2 separate regions of the Homo sapiens genome follow, and region 1 is linked to region 2. Evidence: chromatin contacts called from ENCODE Hi-C data. All regions are on one chromosome and are shown on one strand. The core of a region is the stretch at or near the end of the contact, and the rest is flanking DNA. Distances in the headings are between cores, read along the strand shown.

What was found. A loop is a pair of places that touch in the nucleus more often than their neighbours do. Pooled maps may share reads with other maps.
Region 1: a loop to region 2 is called in a pooled map, with 36 times the contacts of the local background. The contact joins two enhancer-like sites. A Hi-C loop is called at or near these places in 2 of 37 single-sample maps with no recorded cell type and 4 of 50 pooled maps.

Annotation. Positions count from the first base shown.
Region 1 is chr11:30,339,802-30,345,717 of GRCh38, reverse strand. No RefSeq gene overlaps it. Among named protein-coding and RNA genes, the nearest start is that of ARL14EP, 20 kb to the right of the region's middle. RefSeq lists a silencer at 2,701-2,750. Within about 2 kb of position 2,882, at least 4 of the 41 ENCODE cell types and tissues checked have a DNase peak (open chromatin) inside an H3K27ac peak, as active enhancers do.
Region 2 is chr11:26,083,912-26,090,068 of GRCh38, reverse strand. No RefSeq gene overlaps it. Among named protein-coding and RNA genes, the nearest start is that of ANO3-AS1, 200 kb to the left of the region's middle. Within about 2 kb of position 2,773, at least 3 of the 41 ENCODE cell types and tissues checked have a DNase peak (open chromatin) inside an H3K27ac peak, as active enhancers do.

The sequences.
Region 1 (5,916 bases), core at 1,633-4,132, 4.3 Mb before region 2:
TTTGCTAATGTGAATAGCGCTGCAATGAGCATACACATGCATGTGTCGTGTCTTTATGGTAGAACAATGATACAAAGGCTTTTTAAGAGTTAGGACAAAAGTACAATTCGATTATGTATCCAAACACACAATAAATAGCTGTTGTTGTCACTAAGTGTACACCTTCTTCACTGTGACTTCTCAGAACGAAAACAGAAAGACATGTTAGAATTGGCTGAGAAACATATTCCATCCATGTTTATGGAGCTGGCTGAGTGGTGGGCATGGAAGTGGGCAAAATCTTTACTTCCAGGACACACCTTAAGTAACCAAACTGCAATAATACCTAAGTCATCAGAATCACATAGCTTCAATGAATCCTGAACAGAAAGAATTTCACATGTATAAGATGAATGGTCAAAGAAGAATAGAAAAATATCCACCAGCATTGGAACTTTGGCGTCAAACAATCTATTTAGATTCCCTTCTCTTCCACTGATAAACTATGTGACCCTAGGCAAGTTATCTAAATTCTTTAGCTCTCAGTTTCCTCATCTGTGAAATGATAAAAATAGCCACTTATTAGGAAAGGTGGAATAAAGAAATGTGGTAATATCTGCTAGGGTCTGAATGTTTGTTCCCCCAAAATTCATATATTGAAATCCTCACGCCAACAGTGATGGTATTAGGAGGTGGGGTCTTTGGGAGATGATTAGCTTATGGTGACAGAGCCTTCATGAATGGGATTAGTGCCTTTATAAAAGAGGCTCCCGAAAGATCTCCTGCCCCTCCCACTGTGAGAGGTTTATAGCAAAGAGACATTGTTTATGAACCAGGAAGTGCCCTCACTAGACACTGAATTTGGTGGCATCTTGATCTTGGACTTCCCAGCCTCCAGAGCTGTGGGGAACAAATTCCTGTGGATTGTATGCTATCCAGTCTATGACATTTCATTATAGCAGCCTAAAAGGACTAACATATAAAGTATAAAAACAATTTCATTTTCTAAAGTGTCCTACTTTATTTTCACCCAAATTTTGGCTAATAGCCAAGGTTTAGCAAACCAAATTATTTCTCTAAATTTATCCAATTTTAGAACTGTGTATTTTTTCAAGAAAGTCGATATCACCATAAAGATGTTTTGAAGCAGGAACCTCAGAAATAGGTGAACCTATGAACGTCTAACCAAATATACTCTATATTTTTATGTAATTTCAACTGAAAAAAAGTTAAAAAATGTCAATACACTAAAATATCAAAAAAGATGAAAGCATTTAAATATCCCTGTATCACAAATGATTAAGAATATCCAGCTTTATAAAATACACTGTCAAGTATCAGAAAGTCATTATGCATTTGATTTTTTTTTTGGCATCATTATTTCTGGAAATGACATATAGAAAATGTTGAGGTGTGTGCTGAGTTCCCTTTTGTTTGGCAGGAACCAGTTTCACCTTCCCCTCTTTCACACCACAGAACTGAGAGTCCTGTAAGGGTAAAAGGGAAGAAGAACAGGAGCTGTTGATGCTTTAACTTCATTTTGCTAGCAGTGTTATAAACCACAAATTTAAGTCAATGATATGCCTTTAACTGCCTGACAAGTTATTTAATTCAGATACAGCTATTAAAAATTTATATTCATTTGACCTAGGATTGAGTTCTAGCTATGAAACATAGGATGACAGAGAAAATTATCCAAGTATTCTCTGTTTAGCTTATGAACAACAGAAATTTAATTCTTACAGTTCTGGAGGGTGAGAAGTCCAAGTTCCAATTTTCAAACATGCTAAGCACTTTAAAAGCAAGTAACACCAATACAAATACCCTAAATTGGTAACTTAATTACAAGTGCCTTATTGTTATTACAGAATGTCAGACCCTCATGGTAAATTACCATAGGCCATGCTACATTTGTCTAAAGGAGGTTAAGGTCCATGAGAATGGTATGAGAAGATTTTGCAGGGCAGGATTGAAGATGTGGGGGTAAGTCACAGCTGTTTGCTCTCCTTAAAAGATATAAAAGTTCCTGGCCGGGTGCAGTGGCTCACGCCTATAATCCCAGCACTATGGGAGGCTGAGGTGGGCAGATCACAAGGTCAGGAGATCGAGATCATCCTGGTTAACACGGTGAAACCCTGTCTCTACTAAAAATACAAAAATTAGCCGGGCGTGGTGCTGGGCGCCTGTAGTCCCAGCTACTTGGGAGGCTGAGGCAGGAGAATGGTGTGAACCCGGGAGGCGGAGCTTGCAGTGAGCCGAGATCGCACCACTGCACTCCAGCCTGGGCGACAGAGCGAGACTGTCTCAAAAAAAAAAAAAAAAAAAAAAAAAGAAGATAAAAGTTCCCAAGGGCATGAGTTTCAAACAGGCCATTCTACCCTTGATCTTTTATCCTCAAATGAGTAGAGCTAACTTTCCATCTAGTCATTACCTTGTATTCACTTAATGGTCAATCGTGCAAAAAGACAAAATTATTGACTCACATAACTGAAAATTCCAGGTTTGACTTCAGACATAACTGGATCGAGATACCCAAATTCTATCTATCTTGGTCTCTGGCTTCCACTTTCACGTATGTTGTTTACATTCTAAGGCAGATTCTCACTTAGTGCCAAGATTAGCCACCAGTAGGCCTGGTCTTAAACCTGTAAACTTAGCAACCCTCATTGAAAAAAAGCATCACTTCTTCTCTAGTCTCAGTAAGCCTGAAGTTGATTGGCTTTGATTGACCTGGCTAGTCATACATCCACCCTTCTAACATTCATTAAGGCTAGTGAGATGCTACATTCTCAAAGGCCAGGACTTGTGATAAACCCACCCTACAACCACAAAGTAAGGCCAACTGTATCTGAACCACATGGGCTGACTACAAGGGTGGTTTCTCAAAGGCCAACTGCAGAGTGCTAATTCCAGAAGGGGAAGTGATACTGGGCATGCAAAACACTACCAGACTTTAACTGACGTGGAAACAAAAATAAAAACAAAAACCCAAAGCAGATTCAAGAATTTTCCAAGCAGTGACCAAATGGACTTGATAATATGAACAAGAGAAAGGAGTAAAAAATGACTGACTATATATTTTATTGACTCATCTAAGGCCAGATACAGCAAACAATCTAATAGTTTATAATTTATTTGATTTTTAGAGCCAGGACCTGAGAACCAAGTTGAAATAGAAACAAATTAGGTTACTGTATTAGTCAGGGTTTTCCAGAGAAAGGGAACCAACTGGATGTGTCTGCCTGCCTGCCTGTCAATTGATATATTGATCTATCCATCCATCCACCCATACACCCATCCACCCATCCACCCATCCATCCATCCATCCATCCATCCATCCACCCACCCATCAAGAGGTGTAAGGAGCCTCTCAACATGGGTTGTCGGTATGTCACACAGTGTGAGGCTTTGTTTGCCAAGAATTTGTAGTTGAGCACTGACCCTAAAATCTATGTGTAGTTCTTTAAAAGACACAAGGAAAAAAATAAGCATGTTTTTTCAATTACAGCTTTTGGGGATGAGATGGAAACTTTTACTGAAAAAATTAGAAAATGTTTCTTTTTCAACATTTTCTATAGGAAAGTCTATCATCCAATTTAGAGAGGTCAGGAGCTATTTTGGAATAATAAATTTATTTTCATACACCAAACTGTAGGGCCTGTATTTTATGCAGAAATTTTCATTGCATAGTCTCATTCACTAAGTCATAAATGGCTAGATGCTTGCTAGCATTTTTAAAAAACCTCAATATACCACAATTCACTAAGCAATCCTGAATACCTCTCTTAATGCCAAAATTCAATTTGTATTTTATCCAGAATCTTGTAGTCTCCATTTACATGGTACCAGTACTGCTACTATTGGTTACTTTATCTTATGTGACAAAATAACCAATTTAATTTTCAATTACCTTCAAGACCAAATAATAAATTTGGGGTGTCAGAATATAACAAAAAACAATTTAATTTGCATTTTTCAAATTCTTCAGCGTAACTGATTGCTTGTTAACAAAGGGAAACTTAGCCAATTTGTTAAGTTTAGCAATGTTTGCAAACATTAGTTTTAATAAGTCTATTTATTATAAAACGTATCTTAGGCTTCAAAACCTAAGATAGGATAGGTAGATTATGGTAACATTTTTTTTTTTTTTTTTTTTTTTTAAGGTAAGAGTCTTGCTCTGCGTCCAGGATGGAGTGTGGTGGTGCGATCTCGGCTCACCACAACATCCGCCCCTCGGGTTCAAGCTATTCTCATGCCTCAGCCTCCCGAGTAGCTGGGACTACAGGTGTGCCCCACCATGCCCAGCTAATTTTTGCATTTTTAGTAGAGACGGGGGTTTCACTATGTTGGCCAGGCTGGTCTCGAACTCCTGACCTCATGATCTGCCCGCCTCAGCCTCCCAAAGTGCTGGGATTACAGGTGTGGGCCACAATGCCTGGCCAGCAACTCTTTAAAAAATAAAACGTTTGTTTGCTTGTAATGACATGAAATGCAGTTTCTAATCACTGGATGTTTAACCAAGAAATCACTCCCTTGTAGTTTCGAGGAGGAAAAAACACATTTTAGTTGTGGCATTTCACAGAACTGTAATACTTCCAAATTTAAATACCTTTTGTATTTGAAGGTGTTTTATTGCTATCCCAATAATCTGCTTTATCTAGTAAATTTCCTGTATTTTTCTAAAAGTTAAATTATCTTAATAAGATTAGTAAATCCTCACAACTATACCATTAAAAATACACATTGGGACATATACTTTGCAGAGGTCTATTACCTTTCGAACTAAGTATTCAGTTGTGTTTCATGATTTAAAAAAAATAGATAAGAGCATTACTTCCCAAGTACCTCCACTTTATAAAAATAAGTGAAAAGAGACTCAGAATTGCCTGTGTGTATTTCTGTATCCTCACTCACATTCTTGAAAATTAACACCCAATATGGTTGACTGCTGCTGGGCAAGACCTAAGAATGATAGAGAAACCATTTGATTTTGAAAAACATCCACTTCAGCAGGTTATTATATAATTACATGTTCACAGTTAAATTTATAAGTTAAGAGATTAAAGGAAAGTAGTAATAGCTGAGAGCAGTTTTTTTCATGAAGATACCAGATGTCAGCAAAACTAAGGCAGTGTCCTGAATTTTGCACAAGAATGTTAAGCTATAAGCAGGGCAAACATCATGGAGGTAGAAAACCTCTACCAAAATCCAGTCCAGATAAGACATCAGTTTTCTACATTGTGACTCAATGTGTAATCACCTTTTGGAGGTGGAAGGGGTATATGAGGCCAGTGGGATCTGATTTTTCAGGGCAGTCATAGCTCAAGGACTGAGCTGTTCTGGTTTTGTTTTTCTTGAAAACAGCCACCCACAACACTATTTAACAAACCAACCGACACTTTAGCCATACTCAACTGAAAAAGTAAAATGGTTTACAGAATATTTCATACTACCCAGGTACTGCAATACATGTTCAGGAATTCTGAACATCGATATTTGTGAGTACATGAATGCAGATATTTTTCTGGGAAGTTAGTTCATAGCTTTCATCACCTTCTCACAGGGGTCTTTTACTTCCAAAAAGTTAAGACTATAATAGAACTCACTAAAATTATGTTTTTAATAATGAATCACTGTATATATATATATGGATATTTCAAAATTCACTTGCTAAAAATTACTTGCTTGAAATCACGCCAGGGAGGCAGTTTTAGAGTAGACTGTCAGGTTGTATAACAGCCTGTTATATAGAACTAAACATAATACTTTAAAAAGAGAAGAATCCTATATATGATGTTACAAGGTAAATAGCTATTTCCATATTTTAAAAAAAAGGAAAAGATCACGAGATGACATTTTATTCAAATATATACATGCATTTCTACCTTAATATTTGTGACCAACATTGTGTGAGACCAACATTTGTGACCTAACTTC
Region 2 (6,157 bases), core at 1,524-4,023:
AATTTTCAGGTTTCTTAAGCTTCTTAACTTCCCCTACAACCTTAACTGTTCAGATCCCCATGCAACAAGTTGCTCCAACTACTATGACTCTAACTTTGTCTTTGGCAGAGACAGGAGAGCAATGCTTGGCATTTTGAAGGAACAGTCCAGACAAGAGATGAGGGTGGCTTAGATGTGTGTTGTAAATGTAGGTGGCAAGAAACGGTCAAAATCTGGATATATTTTGGTGAATTTAAATTTTGAATGCATTTACATGGTAGCACCCGTGTAACTTAAGTACAGATTGAATGTGGGATATGAGAAAAAGATATCAAGAATGACTGCAACATTTTTGTCCTGAACAAAGAGGAGAATGAAATTGCCATTCACTGAGGTTATAAATTTTTTTCTCTATCTACAATTTATTTTGTTATGTCTATGTCCTAAAAAGAATAATTAAATATAATATTGCCAATTATACCAATTAGTTTTAAATTAGCAACTTATGAAGGTTAAATTGATGTATAGTTGAGAAAAAGCAGGTGAAGGGGATTGATACATTAAATAGGTACGTGATTTATTTTTTCATTTTTTTGTGTGTGCAGCCAAAACTTGTGAGATTCAGAGAAAATATATTGCAAATTCTCCTGTTCAGAATAGAATAATTAAGTTCAACATTTCTAAAAGCTGATCCCCAGAAATGTTAATAAATATATACAGCAGGAGCAGCAGCAGGGGCAAAGAATATAATTCAATAATTTGGAATCACTGCTTAAACTGCAAAAGTTATCAAAGCCAGGATATATTAGTAAATTTTGTAAACCTTGAAAAAGGAGGCATTATATGTGTCATTTCTGAGACATATTTATAGTACACTATATTTAAAAAAATCATGGGAGAAGTCCTCGGCAATAATCTATTTGATAATAACAAAAAGATGAAATATAGAATGCTTATGGAACAAAATGGCAGAAAACCAAAATGGGATTGCTATCATGACGGGGTTGCTATCATGACTTTCTCGTGATACATAGTTGTATTATTTTAAAAGTCTTACAATGGTCTGAGACCTATTCACTTTAATTCCATGTTAAACAACTCATCTTTCTTACTAATATTAAAATGAAACAATTTTGGCATTTTTTTCTGTGAAACATGGAAATGTGTTTTAACCACAGGAGTTGAGGATAGGAACATCTTTGTGAACTGTGGTGGAAAATTAAATTTCTTGGAGGAGTCTGTTGACAATGAAGAAATAGAATCTACATCAGTTAAGAACTGTATTGAGCTGCAAGAAATCAAAAGGACCATTCTGGTAGCTTAAACAGAAGAGGATTATTTTTCTCACATGGAAAAATCTGAATGGAAATAATTAGTATTCATTCAGCTACTCAGTGATGACGTTTGGGTCTCTGGGTTTTTTCTTCCACTCTATTATAAATCAACAAGGACCAAAGTCTATGCTTTCTGATTCTACATTCAATAATCTTTAGACTACAATATCTAATTGTCTCAGAGTGAGAGGGTCACTTAGTCAGCTAATAGGTTTTAGGAAGTCATAAATCATTTTGCTTAGAAAAATAAAATGTGAACAAATAACAAGTATGTGCACATACCATTGGCAAACCAAAGTTAATTCCTTCTTAGTGACCCATGATATCATTAGAGAGTTTGGAGACATGGAATTTGTTTTTCAAAAGTCTTTACTACCAAACCCTCATAAATCGAGTTGGGAAATATATTTTCATTGTCTCCAGAAAGATCTGATTTCAAGTTCAAAATATTCTACATATTAAATATATATAATTTTCCTTGGATTATTTAATACCTCTGAAACTGTCTAAATTGGGGATAATGCATTTCAAGAATAATGTGAAGACTAGTTTTTTACCTATGGAAACTTCAAAGCAAATGACCCACCTATCTTATTATGCTGTGTTGACTTTCTGAATACATGCTGCTGCTGATGGTGTTAACTGCTTCTTCATTGATCACTAAAAAACATAGGCTGGCAGATTGTGTTTTTTCCCTCCAAGGCACTACAAGATTTCTTGTCTTGCATGTTCTTCCCAAGACTTGTCAATTCATAACCAAGATTTGCAGTCTATATTCCCTTTATTTGAAATTGATCAGGACTTTTTGAAGTCTCACCAAGTAAAATACAGTGACAGATATTCCATGACTTCCACAACTGCATCACAAAAGGTGATACGGCTTGTTCATGGCACAGCGTCTCTCTTGGGACACTCACCCTGGCAACTTATCTTCCAAGTAATGAGGAAGTCCAGAAAACACTAAGAGCCATCTTGTCTGTGTTGCACATAAGGCCATGGCCAACAGTCAGACTCAACTACCAGACATGTGAGTGAACAAATATTCTGATAATTTCAGTTCCCATTTTAGAGGCACTCCAGCTGTAGCTGGGTAGATTTAAAGAGAACCTGTTTTCATTGAGCTATGCCTAAATTGTAGCTTCATAAACACAATTATATTGCTGTTATTTTAAGCCACAAAATTATTCAATGGATTACTACAGAATAACAGGTAATCGGAAGGGTGATAATATTCATCAAAGTACTGAATAATGAATAACAAAATCCTGAGTCCACAGTTGTCTCCGTAACACATTTTTTTTCAATTTGAAAGATTATGTTTTTGTTTCAGTTTAATCATAAACTCTCTGAATTAAGTAGCTATGTATTTAAATATCATGTTTAACTGTGATTCTGCCTAGTTGGGGGTGGAATGTGACCCCCATTGACAGCTGATATCAAACAGAGATTGAAACAGACCTTCCTAGAGGAATTGAAACCTTACCACAGGTGTCACAGCTAAATTCAGCATCATTTTAAAACATAATATGATTTGGTAGGAGCCAGTTTCCTTTTTCATGTTTTCATACTTAAGCAAGTTATTTTTAAAATAATATATATGGTTATGTGAAATTCATGTTTCTTTATTATCTAAAAAGACTTTAAAAACCACACTATTTTATTTCTTCTCTTGAGTAAGCATGACAATATTTTTACACATATTTCAAAAAATAACGTCTTAATCTATTCTTTTTCATTTGATCTAAACATCCCTTAATGAAATTTAACTTTTCATCTTCAAAGTGTCTCTGTAATAAAGTGTCTTCACAATACAATGTTAGACCTGAAAAAAAAGAAATGCTATATAAAAGGATGTAATCACCATGACTTAAGGGGATGAAAGCCTTCTCAAAGAAAGGATATTATTCCAATCATTGTAACTACCATTTGTAGTGTATTTATCATGGGCTTTGTTTGTTGCTAGGGGGCTTCAAAAAATTATCTCCAATCCTCAATGAAAAGTTGTCAGTTTAGTATGATTTTGTTCCTTTTATATGGAGAGAGAGGAGCTCAGAACATTTAACTCACCTGCTGTTATATAATTAGTAAATGGCAGAAGCAGACACATGATCATATTCTATATTTTATACAACTAAAAATATAAAACAGATGCATCAATATAAATCTAACTCTACCCTTTAATAGAGAACACAATATGTCCTCCTCCTTGGTTGCAAGCGACATAAAACCTTTTTAAAAATTTGTACAGTTTGAAAACTACCATGCCTATCTTCTAAAATGTGTAAATACAACATGTTTATATCCTGTGGATCTGTTTAATACTTGGTCTGAGTTGGAACCTGAAGTATTACTTCCAGATCATTATAAAACATATTTTACCAAGCTATTATAATAATACAGAGAACATCAAGCACCTATAATCTCTTGAAATAAGAGATATATTGCCTTTCCAGAAGGACAATTCACTGAACTAAGTGGAAGCTAAGAGGTCTCCACTTAGCTTCCACTTAGATGAAAGATGAAAAACAAACTCATCTGTCCTTTCATTAAGTGAGATGTCATGAGCTGCTTAAGGCCATTCAGAAAGAAAAAATATACTAGAAGCTCTCAGAGAAGAGGCCTATTTCCTCTCTGCTCTCTACTCTTGTTTATTCGGTCCCACTGGGCCAGGCAGCATTTATTATGGAAGCAAACCCAATTTATTACTGATGATTTTTTAAATTGCTCACTAAGGGCAATTGTTGAGGTACTAGGAAATCCAATTCCATATTTTCCAAAATGCCTGAAGCTAAACTTATGATTAATTCTTTTGATTATCACCAAAGATGCATTTTTAATATTTCTTCCAACATGCAGCAGTCAGTAGAGAAAATGCTTTCAGAAAACAAAAAGAAAAAAAATACACACACAAACACACACACATAAATATTACAGACTCATTGATTCTGAGAACTAAATATTGATATTAATTTTATAGCTATTTTTCCTTAAAATTTTAATAAACTATACAATTACAGAAATAACAGACTAATATTAGCATTTTTAGGGAAAAATTATGCTGATATTTAAACATGGATGTTAAGTATTCAATTTGTTTTCTAATACAATTTTAAATAACTGAAATCTCAAGCTATAAAATCCATATAATTCAGGAAAGACAGATTAGTAGTAATCAAGGTACAATTAATACCTACTGCACCTCTAAGAATAGTGAGAGTCCTCATATTTTTAAATAAATCTCTTCTCTCGAGACTTCTAGGATGCAACTACTACAAACCATCTGACTCCTGCTCAACAAGCAATTTTACTTTGTTTTGTCAATGAACTAGTCAGTTGGAAGTTGGTAAGAAATTTTTTCAAAGGTAAAACTGAATGATCTGTTTTCTACCCCTCAAAAACGTATTTCAGAACACAAAGAATGTTGCATTAACATATACAAAGTCTATTTCTCATATGAAGCTCTTATTGCTACATATTTCCCAAGAAGAAAGAAGGTTTCTCTCTCATCCCTTTAGGCTATTTCCTGACAAAGCCCACTGGAACTTAAAATTCATGCATTTATTTGATATGTTTATTATACATCCCTGTATGCCTGGATCTGATTTGGTTTCTTCTCAAATCGATAACTTCTGCTATTTGGTGTACCCCAGGGCTTAGTCCTTGGACGTTTTGTCTTTCCTAACTACACCTACTCTGTAGGTGATCTCTTTGAATACTATTTATGGTTGATCAATCCAAATGCACATTTAATGCCTATTCTTCTTGTCTGATTTCTAGACAGGCGTAGGCAACTCTCCATTCTTTGGGGTGTTGTATTTTATCACCTGGGCTAAACTGAAATTATGTCTTCAAAATTCTTTTCCCAGTATGTGTCCAGGTTAGTGTTAGCAAAATAGAAATTTGACTGAGAATTGGAAAGTGAAATGAAACAATAGTCATTATACTCTAAGATGCATGTACAGTTGCTTATCCCTTATTTCTGTTTAGTTTCAATGGTTGCAGTTTACTAGTAGTCTAAATATATTAAACAGAAAATTACAAAAATAAACAATTTGTACATTTTAAACCATGTGCTGTTCTGAGCAGCATGATGAAATCTCCTGTTGTCCTGCTCCGTCTTGCCTGAGATGTGAATCAAACCTTTTTGCCTCATATTCATGCTGTCTATGCTATCTGTCCTTTTGCCACTTAGTAGCTGTCTTGGTTATCAGATCGACAGAATGTGACAGGCTTTGTGTTCAAATAACCCTTATTTTACTTAATAATGGTCCCAAAGCATGAGAGTAGTGATGCTAACGTTTCAAATATGACATAAAGAATTTCTAAAATGTGCCTTTTAAGTGAAGAGGTGAAAGTTCTCCACTTAATAAGAAAATAAGATCATATGCTGAGTTTGCTCAACTCTATCATAAGAATGAATCTTCTATCCATGAAATTTTAATGAAGGAAAAAGAAGTTTGCGCTAGTTTTGCTGTTGCGCTATAAACTGCAATTGGCCACAGTGTATGATAAGTGCTTAGTAAGATGGAAAGACATGCAATTTGTGAATGGAAGACATGGACAGAAAATGTGTTCCAACTGACAGCAACTTTCACCAGATAGCACTGAGTCTATATGAAAGTCTTCAGCAAGTGATCCACTGAAGTGAGTGACACCAAGCCACGTCCTGTAGATAAGGTATACACAGATTTAGAAGCACAGATGGTCAATATTGCTTAATGTTATATCACGATACCTACAACATTCTCCTCACTTAATGTCATCATGTAAGCATTGAATCATCTCACATCACAGGAAGGCTGAATACAGTACAATAATTTATTCTGAGATAGAGATTACATTCA